Regions from separate parts of the Homo sapiens genome. Here region 2 is linked to region 1. A link is an interaction called in ENCODE POLR2A ChIA-PET data of the cell type or tissue named here. Cell type or tissue: GM12878. All regions are shown on one strand.

Region 1 (2,500 bases):
TGGCTCATGCCTGTAATTCCAGCACTCTGGGAGGCCGAGGCAGGCAGATCACTTGAGGTCAGGAGTTCGAGACCTGACCAGCCTGGTCAACATAGTGAAACACCATCTCTACTAAAAACACAAAAATTAGCCGGGCATGGTGGCGTGCCTGTAATCCCAGCTACTCCAGAGGCTGAGACAGGAGAACACCGGAACCCAGGGGGTGAAGGTTGCAGTGAGCCGAGACTGCACCACTGCACTCCAGCCTGGGCGACAGAGTGGGACTCCGTCTCAAAACAACAAACAGTCAGGCATGGTGGCTCACGCCTGTAATTCTAGCACTTTGGTAGGCTGAGGCAGGCGGATCACAAGGTCAAGAGATTGAGACCATCCTGGCCAACATGATGAAACCCCATCTCTACGAAAAATACAAAAATTAGCTGGGCATGGTGGCGGGTGCCTGGTGGCGGGTGCCTGTAGTCCCAGCTACTCGGGAGGCTGAGACAGGAGAATAGCTTGAACCCGGAAAGTGGAGGTTACAGTGAGCCGAGGTCGTGCCACTGCACTCCAACCTGGCGAAAGAGGAGACTCCATCTCAGAAACAAACAAAACAACAACAACAAAGAATGCAATCTGTACTTTTCAACACCTACCCTTCATAGGACCTTGCTTGGTAAAGTAACCCCCACTGCAAAACCTGTAGGAAGAAGATATTTACAAAGGAATGTGCAAATTATATACAAAGCCACAAAAGTCCTTTACAAAAGCAATACACAAATAATTGAGTTGGGGGGAATTAAACAACTTTCTTGATTATCACTAGTCAAATTCAGATGGTCAATTGTCTTGATTCTCACTACAGGCTGAGTTTCCCGTATCTGAAACTTGGAACCAGAAGTGACTCAGGGTTTTTTGGATTTTGGAATACCTGTACATACATAATGAGATATCTTAGAGACTGGACCCAAGTCTAAACACAAAATACACTTATGTTTCATATACACCAGATACACATAGCCTGAAGATAGTTTTATACAGTACCTTAAAATGTGCATGAAACAAAGTTTTGACTGCATTTTGGACTGTGATCACTCACGTGAGGTCAAGAGTGGAATTTCCCACTTGTGGCATCATGTCAGTGCTGAAAGTTTCAGATTTTGAACATTTCAGATTTTGAATCTTCAGATTAGGGATGCTCAACCCATATATGGGTGTGTTTTTTTCTTTTAACCTTCAAGATAACCCATGAGTATCAAATGCTACCCATTATCCCTTTGTCACAATTTATAAACCAAGGCTTAGAAAAATGAAATACGGGCCAGGCGCGGTGGCTCATGCCTATAATCCCAGCACTTTGGGAGGCCGAGGCAGGTGGATCATGAGGTCAGGAGATAGAGACCACAGTGAAACCCCGTCTCTACTAAAAATACGAAAAAAATTAGCCGGGCGCGGTGGCAGGCGCCTGTAGTCCCAGCTACTCAGGAGGCTGAGGCAGGAGAATGGCGTGAACCCAGGAGGCAGAGCTTGCAGTGAGCCAAGATCGCGCCACTGCACTCCAGCCAGGGCAACACAGCAAGACTCCGTCTCAAAAAAAAAAAAAAAAAAAAAAAAAGAAGAAGAAAAATGAAATACAACAAAGGGAGCTTGGAATAGAATTACAAATTCAGAAGGTCTGACACCACATCACTCCAAGATCCTGTACTCCCAACCCTGTTCCAGTACTTTTCAAACTACTGATGACAACACATTAGCAGGGTGTCAAATCAATTTGGTGTATCAGGTTTTGTTTTGTTTTGAGATGGACTCTTGCTCTGTCACCCAGGATGGAGGGCAGAGGCGAGATCTTGGCTCACTGGAAGCTCTGCCTCCCGGGTTCAAGTGATTCTCCTGCCTCAGCCTCCCCAGTAGCTGGGATTATAGGCGCCCACCACCATACTCAGCTAATTTTTTTGTATTTTTAGTACAGACAGGGTTTCACCGTGCTAGCCAGGATGGTCTCCATCTCCCGACCTCGTGATCAGCCCGCCTCAGCCTCCCAAAGTGCTGGGATTACAGGAGTGAGCCACCGCACCCAGCCTACTGTATCAGCATTTTAAAATAGCTCAGTATAGGCTGAGTGCGGTGGCTCACTCCTGTAATCCCAGCACTTTGGGAGGCCAAGATGAGATCACTTGAAGCCAGGAGTTCGAGACCAGCCTGGCCAACATATACACTGGCCAACATATACATATATGTCTCTACTAAATACACAAAAAAGGTAGCTGGGCGTGGTGGCACACACTTGTAATCCCAGTTACTTGAGATGCTGAGGTGGGAGAATCACTTGAACCCAGGAGGTGGAGGTTGCCAAGATCGCACTCGTGCACTCCAGACTGGGCAACAGAGGGAGACTCCGTCTCAAAAAAAAAAAAAAGATATATATATAGTTGTATGGGTATATGTATACTAGGTCACAATGTAAACCGCATTTCTTACTGTGGGATGCAATAAAAATATTTGAAAAGCATGACTCTGATCTATA
Region 2 (2,500 bases), 210 kb after region 1:
TTTTGTCTGTGTTCTTCACGGTCATTCAGGGACCCAGGCTGAGTGAGGCTCTATTTTGACACATGCTTCAAAGCCACCAAGTTCGGGGCTGGGTGTGGTTGCTCACGCCTGTAATCCCAGCGCTTTGGGAGGCCGAAGTGGGCAGATCACTTGAGGCCAGGAGTTTGAGACCAGCCTGGGCAACATGGTGAGACCCTCATCTGCACTAAAAATACAAAAAATTAGATGGGCATGGTGACAGGTGCCTGTAATCCCAGCTACTCAGGAGGCTGAGGCAGGACAGTTGCTCGAACCTGGGAGGTGGAGGTTGCCATGAGTGGAGATTGCGCCACTGCACTGCAGCTTGGGTGACAGAGCGACACTCTGTCTCAGTTAAAAACAAAACAAAACAAAACAAAACCCACCAAATTGGGAAAAGCGAAAGGTTAGAGTAAAACACGGGAAATTAAATGCTTTGTCCTAGGAGTGACACATATTACTTCCATGCACAACAGATTGACAAGACCTCATCACATGGCCCTATTGAATCTGGAAGTTCTGATTCCCCTGTGTTTGGAAGGAGACGAGGAACCACTGAGAAGCTCTAATGACTGTCCTGACAAATGGTCCCTAAAGCAGGTGTTACTTCTACTGGAGCAGCCTCTCTTCTTCCTCTCTGTAACAGATGTTGGCTGTTTTGGCCAGCCCAGCATCCATTTCCCCTTCCTCTGGGAAAAGCACCTCAGTTTTCCTTGGAAGAAATATCCCTCCCTTACCACCTTAGTTGCTGTCAATCAATGTGCCCTGCACATTGCTGTCTTAGATGTAGGCACGTGACTTGCAATTGACTAATCAGATTCTCTTATGGGAGTTTGGGACTTGAGCAGGCTGATCAAGGATGGGAGCGTTATTTGGAGCTAATTTGCCAAACCCAAGAGACTAAACATTACCTCATGTCTATACCTTCCAGAGTTTCACTCATCACCTCATTCCTCCCCTATCCTAAGTTGAGTTGGTCAACTTTCCTTTGATTCTGTGAGCAGAATCACCTTTTAGAATATTATTTATTTTCCTTATTTAGCCACAGTTGATTTCTGTTGCTTGCAATCAGAGAAGTCTGTCAATACCTCATAAGCATTGTTGGCAAAAATGTTCTAAGTCAGAGTTCTGATCATGTCACTTTTTTGCTAAAAATCTCTTGATGGCTTCCTGTTGTCTGTAGCTGGAGTCAGTAAACATTTTCTGTAAGGGGTCAGATAGTAAATATTTTATGTTTTGTGTGGTCTCTGGTGGTTACTCGCTCTGATGTTGTATCATGAAAGCAGCTACAGACAATAGGTAGACATATGGATATGGTTGTGTTCCAATAAAACTTTATTTACAAAAAAGTCATTGCTGACCTGTGGTCTCCAGAATAAAGTGAAACTTACTGTGGCGTAGAAGACCATATGTTGGTAGGGTGTGGTGGCTCACGCCTGTAATCCCAGCACTTTGGGAGGCCGAGGTGGGCTGATTACCTGAGGTCAGTAGTTCGAGACCATCCTGGCCAACATAGCAAAACCCTGTCTCTACTTAAAAATACAAAAATTACCCAGGTGTGGTGGTGCATGCCTGTGGTCCCAGCTACTCGGGAGGCTGAGGCAGGGAGGATCGCTTGAGCCTGAGAGGCAGAGGTTACAGTGAGCCAAGATTGAGCCACTGCACTCCAGTCTGGGCAACGGAGTGAGATTCCATCTCAAAAAAACCAAAACAACAACAAAAAGAAGCTCTTATGTCTGGCTGCAATTTTTCTTTTCTTTTTCTTTTCTTTTTTTTTTTTTGAGATGGAGTCTTGCTTTGTCACCCAGGCTGTAGCGCAATGGTGCAATCTCGGCTCACTGCAATCTCTACCTCCCGGGTTCAAGCAATTCTCCTGCCTCAGCCTCCCGAGTAGCTGGGATTACAGGCTCCGGTCACCATGCTTGGCTATGCAATTTTTCTAATTGTACATTTTACTCTACTTCCCTCCTCCTAGGCACTCTGTGCTCCAGTACCTTGGAATGCCCTGCCTTCCCCAATCACTCCTAAACTGCCTGTTCCCTTACTTTTGCTTGCACCGTGCCTCCTGACTGCAAATCCGTCTCCATCATCTGTCATTGTTTGCTGAAATCCAATTATCTTTCAGCATCAGCTCATTGCCACCTGTAGTGCACGTTGTATTTTTGTTGCTTTCCAGCTGTTAACTGCATCCTGACTTTGCTTTGCAGAGTCACCTCTCTCCCACTCAAGCCATGTGCTTTGGGTGCTCTTGCCATCTGCAAACGTGTCCCCAGTACTGCAGGGGTTGGCATGTTTCTCCTCTGGTCACAGTGATTAGGGGTGGCATGTGACCCAAACTGGCCCAAGGAGGCCAATCCCAAGACTTTTTGTGATAAATATTAGGAAAAATGTGCTCTCTTTCAACTGGGATTACTAGGCTGCTGGGGCATAAGGTGTAAGATAAAAATCGTTGGCTGGGCACGGTGGCTCATGCCTGTAATCC

Evidence for each region. ChIA-PET counts read pairs that join two places held together with the same protein. Peaks named below come from ENCODE experiments on the same cell type or tissue, not always from the same donor. Only the 100,000 strongest peaks of a DNase experiment are listed, where the experiment ranks them.
Region 2: POLR2A ChIA-PET joins it to region 1 with 6 read pairs; 27 of 35 experiments call an interaction of 5 or more read pairs at or near these places.

Annotation. Positions count from the first base shown.
Region 1 is chr12:123,357,177-123,359,676 of GRCh38, forward strand. All of the region lies in intron 1 of SBNO1 (strawberry notch homolog 1), which reads right to left. Among named protein-coding and RNA genes, the nearest start is that of MIR8072, 6.4 kb to the right of the region's middle. In GM12878, no CTCF peak of the experiment used is centred here; a DNase peak (open chromatin) is centred at 1,005; H3K4me3 peaks cover 294 bases; H3K27ac peaks cover 460 bases.
Region 2 is chr12:123,571,811-123,574,310 of GRCh38, forward strand. No RefSeq gene overlaps it. Among named protein-coding and RNA genes, the nearest start is that of TMED2-DT, 11 kb to the right of the region's middle. In GM12878, no CTCF peak of the experiment used is centred here; no DNase peak of the experiment used is centred here.